Linked DNA regions of Mus musculus: region 1 is linked to region 2. The links are chromatin contacts, found by Hi-C or POLR2A ChIA-PET in ENCODE. All regions are on one chromosome and are shown on one strand. The core of a region is the stretch at or near the end of the contact, and the rest is flanking DNA. Distances in the headings are between cores, read along the strand shown. Region 1 holds the start of Atg16l1 (autophagy related 16-like 1 (S. cerevisiae)). Region 2 has its middle 11 kb from the start of Inpp5d.

Region 1 (4,954 bases), core at 929-3,428, 150 kb before region 2:
TGTCTGCCCAACCTGCTCCATTGGCCTCCCATGCTGTGTTCTCTTCTCAAACAGCTATTCCGTGACTGACTGAGGATCAGCCAGACCTTACGTTCTATCCAGCACCTTCCCTAAACTGGCAAATACTAGTAACAACCTAAAATAGCGTGAACAGTAGGATTAGTTTCCTAAATTACAGCTTTGTAGTCTATCTAGTGCCTTCACTAGCCTAGCAAGTACAAAGATCCCACCCTCCAAAGTCTATAAACACCGAAAACTTCTTTCTTCTGTGGTTGTTGACAGATGTCCCAGATTCCTCTGCTCTAAGTAGATAGTATTATTTAAGGACCTGATCACCTGAAATTCATCTCAGCTCATCCCTCATTAACTTGGAAAGAATCTTCATTATTTAAAATATTTCCCATCTCTGACTGTTCCAATGGTTTGACACTCTCCTACCAATAGGTTATCCAGTTTTGAAATTTAAAAAAAAAAATCAAAACAAAACGAAAATGACTCAAGTTGTCTCCAAGATTATTATAGATGTTGTTTAATGCCCTTATATACACTCTATTTTTATGAAGCAGGCAGGGCATATCTTCACTCCCATTTTAAAGATGCACCAAACTAGAAATGTCTGTAAGGACCTAGTGAGATCTCTGACCCAATCTGTCAGATTTTAACTACATTATCTTTTAAAGAGAAACAAGAACGGAACCCATAAAACGTGTAAACAGATTCCTGGGCTACATTAATAGCCATTGCTCTCCCAGAGTGCAAGGAAGCAACACACCAGAGACAGCGTCCCTTTCCTGCTCTCCTTTTAAAGGGCTAAGTGCTGAGAAAGAGCCATTCCTCAGGAGAGCCAACAAAGGCAAATGCACAAGTGTCTTAAAACCAATGTCTAACCTCAGCCCCAACATTAACCCATACTGCAACTTCATCATCGTTGGCCTTGGTGCTTCATAAAAATTTAACATGAAACAATACATGCCAATTACTTAAAATGCTCAAACGTGTGTGCAAATCGAACCACTCAGGAAGCATAAAAAAAGTATGGGACTATTTTATCTTCTGTCATTTATACTGACTTAATTAGTCTGGAGTGTTTTTGATTGTCAAGTACATCCCCAGATGATTCTAACGTGTAAATAACTACTGATTTATCCCCATCAGAATGCAAATAGCAGTACTACGATTTCAAATCCCACTACCCGCAAAAACTTAGGAAGACTATGCCCAGGCTATCTCAGGAAGCAGATGGAACCTCAGGATCGAGGAGTGTCAACGCATTCGTTCAAATGTGAAACAGATTGGCTAAATTGGGAACACGAGGCACGAAAATGATCGTTGAGAACCCGCCTTAAGAATACAAGATACTTTCGATCCTTAAAATTCGCAAAGAGCGGCGAAGAGACCACTCTTTTTTTCTCACTTAAGGCTTTCAATAATAGCAAATGACCCAGTGGACAAATCCTAAAACTCAAATGTGTACCAACAATATGGAGAGGCCTGAGAAGTCAAAAACCACTAGTTCCACAGCATTCCGAAGAGAACGTCCATCTCTCGAGTTAATGCGTAAAGTCAATCTCTGTCTTGAACTCGATTCCTTAAACACGACGTTTTTGGAGCCTGACTACCTAAGTGCATCGGCGCCGCCTGGGTTATCGAGATTTACAACTGCAAACGATGTCTGTGGAAAGAACCTGGAAAAGGGGAACCCTCCATGATCGCGCCTAAGGTTTAAGCCAAAGAAGGAAGGTAAGCAACGAAAGGGCTCGAGACGTGCGGGACGCCAGGTCCCCGACGAGGCCGCCATGCGCGCGGGCGGAGCCGGGGTTCTCGCTGCCACGGCGCGTTCCACTCCCCGCCCCGGGCCCGCGCGTGCCGCTCACACTGCAGAATGATCTCCTCGAACGCCTGCCTCTGCAGTCGGTCCCGGCGCCTCAGTTCCTCCGCGATGTGACGCTTCCAGCGGGGAAAGTCTGCGGCGCGCAGGCCCGACGACATGCCGAACGCTGCCCCGGCGCCTCAGGGCGGCCGATCCGTGCCGACACTGGGGGGCTGCAGGCTGCAGCGTGCTGCCAGCCGCCAGCGAACAGAAGCCGGCCGCCGGAACCTCACCTTCCCACACAGGGCACCCGGAGGCGATCCGGGAAGATTTTCCGGTCTCTGCCGGAAATTATTCTGGAGAAGGCCGGAAGGCCCGCCTCGTAGCCCGACGTCCTAGGCCGCGCGCAAGCTCCCGGCCGAGACTTCGCGGGACGCTCTCAAATGACGCAACCTTGAAGCCGGAAGCGTCGGTGATGAGAGGCAGCCGCTGGGAGGCACCCTGGCTTCGCGGAAGAAGACAGGAAATGGGGTGGTTTTGTCCGGGGGTGTCTGTTTCCTTCCTCCTTTTACATTGTGTGTGCATCTTTTTTTTTTTTTTTTTTTTTTTTTTTTTAATTTCAGCTCAGAAGTGGGAGCTCCCCTGTGTATAGTGAATGATTGTCGTTGAGTGACAACCTCCCTAAGTATTAGGTGCCTAACCTGTAAAATGGGGGTAGTAATGGTATTTAACCGGAAGGTGAAAAGCCGTGAAATGTAATTTCTCTCTGCTGCATGGCAAAACTGTCTTCACATAGACAACTGCGTCCCTCCAAGACCTACGCAAACTGAATTTTAGCTCATGCCTGTGTGTGCCTTCAAGGCTGATCTCAAACACCTAGACTCAAACCATCTTTTTGGTCTTTTGGTTACTACGCTCTCAAAGGATATGAATCAATTGAGAGACACAGTTTAAAGAGAAATTTAGCAAAGTAAACACGCCAAAGAGAGGAGTGGATTTTTTTTTAAAAGATATCTTTGTTGGGGATTTATTTTTTTTTCTTAATGAAAAGGAGGTGAGTAGCATAATTCATGGAGTAAGGCCACCCATTTCTCTCTCAAAACAAGGAAGATTGGTTCAACCTTTTAGGGTACTTCTGGTTTTCCAGAAAAGCCCACAGGTTGAGGCTGGAGGAATGCAGACTGTAAACTCATACACACACATACTCACACACACACACTCGCCGTGGAGCCTTGGGTAGTATTATTATCACTTTTTTTTTTTTTTTGAGATTCACAATTTTTCTTTATATACATTTCAAATGCTATCCGGAAAGTTCCCTATACCCTCCCCCCGCCCTGCTCCCATACCCACCCACTCCCACTTCTTGGCCCTGGCATTCCCCTGAATTGGGGCAAATAAAGTTTGCAATACCAAGGGGCCTCTCTTCCCAGTGATGGCCGACTAGGCCATCTTCTGCTACATATGCAGCTAGAGATACAAACTCTGGGGGTACTGGTTAGTTCATATTGTTGTTCCACCTATAGGGTTGCAAACCCCTTCAGCTCCTTGTATGCTCTCTCTAGCTTCTCCACTGGGGGCCCTGTGATCCATCTTATAGATGACTGTGAGCATCCACTTCTGTATTTGCCAGGAAGACAGTTATACCAAGGTCCCTTCAGCAAAATCTTGCTAGTGTGTGCAATAGTGTCTGAGTTTGGTGGCTGATTATGGGATGGATCCCCAGGTGGGGTAGTCTCTGGATAGTCCATCCTTTTAGCTCCAAACTTTGTCTCTGTAACTCCTTTCATGGATATTTTGTTCCCTATTTTAAGGAGGAATGAAGTATCCACCTGTTGGTCTTCCCTCTTCTTGATTTTCTTGTGTTTTGCAAATTGTATCTTGGGTATTCTAAGTTTCTGGGCTAATATCCCCTTATCAGTGAGTGCATATCATGTGTGTTCTATAGTGATTGGGTTACTTCACTCAGGATGATATCCTCCAGATACATCCATTTATCCAAGAATTTCATAAATTCATTGTTTTTAATAGCTGAGTAGTACTCCATTGTGTAAATTATCACATTTTCTGTATACATTCCTCTGTTGAGGGACATCTGGGTTCTTTCCAGCTTCTGGCTATTATAAATAAGGCTGCTATGAACATAGTGGAGCATGTGTTCTTATTACCAGTTGGAACATCTTCTGGGTATATGCCCAGGAGAGGTATTGCTGGATCTTCTGGTAGTATTATGTCCAATTTTCTGAGGAACCGCCAGACTGACTTCCAGAGTGGTTGTACAAGCTTGCAATCCCACCAGCAATGGAGGAATGTTCCTCTTTCTTCACATCCTCCCCAGCATCTGCTGTCACCTGAATTTTTGATCTTAGCCATTCTGACTGGTGTGAGGTGGAATCTCAGGGATGTTTTGATTTGCATTTCCCTGATGATTAAGGATGTTGAACTTTTTTTCAGGTGCTTCTCAGCCATTCGGTATTCCTCAGGTGAGAATTCTTTAACTCTGTACCCCATTTTTAATGGGGTTATTTGAATTTCTGGAGTCCAGCTTCTTGAGCTCTTTGTATATATTATTATCCCTATTATTATCATTATTATTGTTGTTGTAGTTTATCAAAAGACTCTTACAAGGACCACAGAGACCGCCGCCATCACTGCAAAACGCATGAGGATTTTTATTGATCCAACATGTTGGGGACTTCCCTCTCAGCACGCAGGCCAGAGGAGAGACCCAGAACAAAGAAAGAACACACTTTTTTATACCTTTGTAAGGGGCAGATTTGAGCGACAGGGTTCTCATTGGTGTAGCAAGTAACTCTTTCAGGCATTGGTTGGTTTGTGTAGTGACTAAATAACCCTTTGGCCTAGTCCCTCACTTTTCTTGCCCCCCCATGGTGGGTTATTATGATTTGGTCAGCAAAGTAATGGTACATTTTAAACTTATGGATCAGCTATTAACGTCACAGCTATTAACATCAAGGAAATTCTCGCAACAAGGTCAGGGTGGTTTGTGGTCTTTGTCAGAATTTAGTGTGGGGCAGAGTAGGAGAATTGCTAATCTTGTTATGGTTATTTCTCTGAGAACAGCTAATATTATTTTAGCAGTAGCAAAGTTAGTAATTTTGACTGCTAAAACTATGTTTTTAC
Region 2 (5,011 bases), core at 2,161-4,660:
GAATGAGGTAGGGAGACTGGTTTGTTTGTGAAATAAGATTGCACTGAGTAGCCCAGGTTGGCTACTTGTGGCTATCCTCCAGCCTCAGCTTTCTGAATGCTGGGATTCAAGACTTGAGGCACCACAGCCAGAGAGACTCCATTTTAAAATGAGGTCTTCCCTCTTCTTGTCTTCCACTCAACAATGCACGCTTTTGCTTTTTATTATAACATTATAAAGCATGTCTAAAATGTATTTTAAAACCTCTTTGATTTTGTAACACAATTTAAAACAAATACATTGTATGGCAACACAAAGCCACTCTCTTTATATCTTTATTTTGGAAGTTGTGGTTTTTGCTTAAGTTGGTTTTTTGTTTCTTTTTGTTTGTTTGTTTGTTTGTTTTTTAATAGAAAATCAGGCACAAATGAACACATTAGCTTAGGACTCTATAGGACCAGGATCATCAGTATTGCTGTTATTAGCCCCCATATCCTGTTGTCATGCCAGCATTCTGGGCAGGGCCTGAGGTCTGGTTGTCTGCTCAGAAACACCCGCAGAGCTCCTCAGAGTCAACCTTGTCCTCTGCCTGCCACAGCTGTCCACCACCCCGCTGAGTGTTGAAACCTTTTCGTGTTGATAAACTCCTTTGAAGTTGTGGATGATGCTCTCAGTGCTTCTAGATGGCATTCATCACGTTCCTCGGTGACATCACTCAAGCCTGAGCAAGGTTCTTGATGTGATCATAGAGGTTGCAAGACTAGAATGGAGTCAGGGTTTCGCCAGCATCTTGTCCTGAAAGGTGTGGTGCTTGCCAGTACTTCTGTGGCTTGCCAAGTTACTTGGGACTCCTTACACTCCCTTAGGACACTGGCAGTGTGTGCTTATTAATATACTGTACTCTAGCAGTGTGTACTTATTAATATACTGCAAGGCTCTGAGGCACTCATCTAGCCAGAACTTAGAGGAATCAACTTGTATCGTGCCATACCACCCCTAAGCAAGTCATCTGTCTCGTCTGTAAAAACCTGAAGACCTTGCATTGACGTGGTCTCTTAGCTATGGAAAGTCCTTTCACACATCTGTCCCAGAGCAGGGATGCTTCACCCATATTCAACATTTACTCTAGTCACTAATCTGTCCCAGAGCAGGGATGCTTCACCCATATTCAACATTTGCTCTAGTCACTAAATGCTGTTTCCTCCACAAGTAGCTGATGCAGAACTACCCACAGTTTGTCAACGACTGAAATACCCTGATGTGGTATGTGACTGTATGTATGTGGCACTGTCACCAATGACACCCTGTCGGGGGGGGGGGGGTGTCTCCTAACATGATAATAGTGCTTAAAAAGTTCTTATTTCTGGTGGTGTCATGGATGTTCTGATAGTATAAGCTGGTGTTCCATTCATTTGTCTGGAGCGAGGCTGGTGACAAAAACCCACTGCACAGTAGGCTGTATAAAAGCAGGCTAATACAGTCAGTTACAGAACAACATATTTATTTATTTGGCTTTAGTCTTTCTATATAGCTCAGGCTGGACTCAAACATGAGATCCTTCTGCCTCAGCCAGCCTCCTAAGTGCTGGTATTGTGGTATGGGACAAGAATATTTTGTAATGATAATAAACAGCCATGTTCATTTTTAACGCGTTGTGCTTTTAACCAGTATTTTGTGCTGCTCCCCCTACTTTTAAAAAGGTTTGACTGTACTACGGTGAGCCAGCGTCTTGATGACATCATTTTCTCCTGTTCCTGATTCAATCTTGCATTTTTCTGTCCATGTAACCCTCAGGGCACCAGCAGACATTACACAGCTGCCACAGCAGCAGGCCACACCTTCTAGGTCCATGGAACTTCATTTGCATCATAGGACTGCATCGACTTCTTCCAAGTCAAAGATCAAGGATACTCATGAGGAGGACGGTAGCTGTGGTTGTGAGCTGGGAAGGCTCTCTTCCCATCTGGCCCCTGCGCTCTTTCCTGTCTATCCACTCCCCTTGCTCATTTCTCTCTCCATCCAGTCTTCTCTCTGCTCCTTCTAGCTGCCACATCTCCTCTAAGTTGCCTCAGTTAGGGCACTGCTCCGTTGGACTATCATCTCGCTTCTCAGTTCCATTTGCATTTCTGCTTCTGGACGAGATCCTCAGGGTGGTCTTTACAAGTCCTACACCAGGCTTTGGACCACATCCTTAAGGTGGTCTTTGCAAGTCCTAGCATCAGGCTTCAGCAGACACAGGTTTCCTTCAAGCTTGCAAAGTTCGTTGCAACTGGTCTTAGAGCACTTGGCTGGCTTCCTGGGAACAGGCTTGCCTTGAGGATGGAACGATGGTAGCCTCAGTTCATCCTATCTCTCCTCCGTATCTCTGAAAACTCTATTGCAGCAGTTCAGATCAGACATGGAATCATACACAGGACCAGGGCCAGAGTCTGAAGGCCAGCCTTGTAACATTTGGCCCATCTGAATCACACTGTATCTCAGGAAAGTGGGGAAGACATCTCTGCTGAAGGGTGAGAGGCAGTGAAGCATGGCTGGCCTGGGGGGTTGTTTAGGATAAGATAGAAATCCTGTGTGACTCAGATGATCAGTGCCCGGAGGGCAGTGCCTTGGCCAGCACAGGATTGGGTAGACTCCTGGCACCCAATGGTGCCACAGAATGCTGGCACAGGGTGTAGCCAGCATCACTAAGAATCACCTCTGGTTAACAACCTTGCTTTGAAGGAGGATAGCATCTTACAAGTACACAGCTTACCCGCAGCTTCTACAACCCTAGGTTAGGGCCTGAGCCTTGCAGTTTCCACCGCCAGGGGGCGCCTTGACCTCTGGCCTCCCCAAGCCTGAACAACATTCAGGTGTCAATCAAGACCAGCTCGTCCCTTTTCAAATAAAGCCAGCAACAGGAACAGACTCCATTTCCCAAGAGGACAAAGAACTCATGATGTCTTGATCCGTGCTTCATGGCATAGTTGAAAACGGGAAACCTGGCTGTGACAGAAAACCAGGCAGTGACAAGATATGGGTGGGATCAAGTGGGTAGGAAGAATTGAGTAAGAACTTGAGCCAGTGTCGCCAGGACTCTTAGGGACAGGGCATAATAGTAATGATACAGTAGTAAATGAAAGAGACAAAAGACAAAAAAAACAAAAAAACAAAAACCTCAAGAACCAAAAAACCACACACAAAACCAACCAACCAACCAATAAAACAACAACAACAAACCAATTTGAAATAACCATCCCAGAAGAACGCTCTGAAGACGCTCAGTCTGGTGGCAGATTCCTAATTCATCTTTTTTTTTCCACCCTGGGACTCCATTCCCTGAGTCAAGCCCCAGACCAGAGGGTCAGCCCACCACAGTTGCCAGGCTACTTACTGCACTGTGCCATGCCTGGACCTCCTCCAACCTGTGTTCTGGTCTCCAGCACTTCCCAAGCGTGAATCACGACAGCCTCCCTTGGCAGGGCCCGCGGCCGCGCTTCCTAAACGCCTTTTCTGCCAACAGCTACCCGCTTTCTGTGGTGATTACGTGTCAGCTGCTCCCTGCTTCAGACTTTTTACCTCTTCCTCTATGCTTCCTCAGCCAGCAGCTATCTTCACTGATCTGCCAAAAACCCTCACTGTGGGTTCCAGAATCTTCTCCCCAGCCCCGTCTTCCTCCTATGCCACCCGCCCTACCCTCAGCCGACTTTGAGTTTCCGGGGTTACACCCTGGTTTAAAAAAAAATGTTTCTGAAATGGCTTTCCACTTTTGTGGGACCGGCTGCTGCCTCACCCTGGGCCATAAGCCTTTTCTGACACCTGCTGAATGCTGTCCATCTTCTTTGCCCCACCTCCTGAGCCTCTACAATAAGCCACGCCTCTAGAGCGCTTGCCCCGCTACAGGCTCCTCTTCCCACTTAACCACCACACTGTCACGTTGTGGGCACTTGTCTTAGATCACGCCCCACAACAGAATATCATGGACGGTGACTCCAACAACGCAACAACAGGTATTTATTTCTTGTCATTTAAAGGGTGGGCATCCACAATCAAGGTTCTGACATTGCTGCTTCTGCTGAGGGCTGTCTTCCTGACTGGCAGGCGGCTACCTTCCATACTTTCCTTTGAACCTACCACCTTTCTGACTTCGTTCGACTTTAGTTGCTACTTAAAAGCACCATCTCCAGAGACAGTCACTTTGGGAGTCACCACAATTCACCCCTTAACAATACCTGGACTGTAGCGATAGATTGCCTCTAGGTGCAAGCACTGCACTAACATTTATGTATGAGTTACCTCGTCCGGGCCACACAGATACTCCTCAAGGCAGACATAACCTCCAACTTCACGCCTGAGAAAGTGAGAACCAGAGAGATTAACCAACCTGCAAATTAGCAGCACACCAGAGCTCCTAGCTCATATCTGAGGATCTCAGAATGGGACTGTGTGCTGTAAGCCTTGAATTAGATAATCAGAACTTTACTGCTAGACTCTGCGATTCCTTTACTCAAAGGTTTCATTCTCCCAGAATCCTCTCCTGTCTGCAAACTCCCAAAGCTCCCCATAGCTCAGACTATTATATCCTGTGACTTCAATGACTTAGGAAACCACTACTGTCCCTCTTTGGTATTTCCTTCCCTTACAGGGACCAGACAGGAGTCCCCTTTACTCTATGCCTGAGTCTTGAATCTTTAGCCAGTTCTATTGATGGTAGCTATAATTGTAGAACACAGGCAAGCAAAATTATGGCCTCCAAATCCTGCTCCACTCCTCTGGCCAGTCCCCAGCCTCTGCTCCACCCCCACCTTCTCCCAGTCTTCACTTCTACACACCCAGTCTCCCTCACTCTTAATGTCCACAACCCCATTTGTGTTTCAGATCCTGGACATCCTCAGAGCCCCTTTCTGCCATCTCTGTCTGAAATATTCCAGCCAGACTCCCTGAACTCCAGAGAAACACAAAAAAACAGGCAGCCCCAGCCCTAGAATAACCCATGTTATGTGTCCAAACAATGTGGTAGCCAGGGACTTCTAGGCCTCCGCTGAGCACCAAC

Evidence for each region. Hi-C counts contacts between places; a loop is a spot of excess contacts on that map. ChIA-PET counts read pairs that join two places held with the same protein, here RNA polymerase II (POLR2A).
Region 1: a loop to region 2 is called in a map of CH12.LX, with 2.2 times the contacts of the local background. The contact joins the promoter of Atg16l1 here to the enhancer-like site in region 2. A Hi-C loop is called at or near these places in 1 of 37 maps with a recorded cell type or tissue (CH12.LX). POLR2A ChIA-PET finds 5 or more read pairs at or near these places in 2 of 5 experiments (Patski and embryonic stem cell).

What each region holds. Positions count from the first base shown.
Region 1 is chr1:87,753,235-87,758,188 of GRCm38, reverse strand. Atg16l1 (autophagy related 16-like 1 (S. cerevisiae)) reads right to left here and starts at 2,178. Exons shown (of 18, transcript NM_029846.4): 1 at 1,875-2,178. The coding sequence starts at 1,989. Gm33517 (predicted gene, 33517) reads left to right here and starts at 2,443. Exons shown (of 4, transcript NR_157047.1): 1 at 2,443-2,864.
Region 2 is chr1:87,606,386-87,611,396 of GRCm38, reverse strand. No RefSeq gene overlaps it. Among named protein-coding and RNA genes, the nearest start is that of Inpp5d, 11 kb to the left of the region's middle. Within about 2 kb of position 3,410, at least 2 of the 3 ENCODE cell types and tissues checked have a DNase peak (open chromatin) inside an H3K27ac peak, as active enhancers do.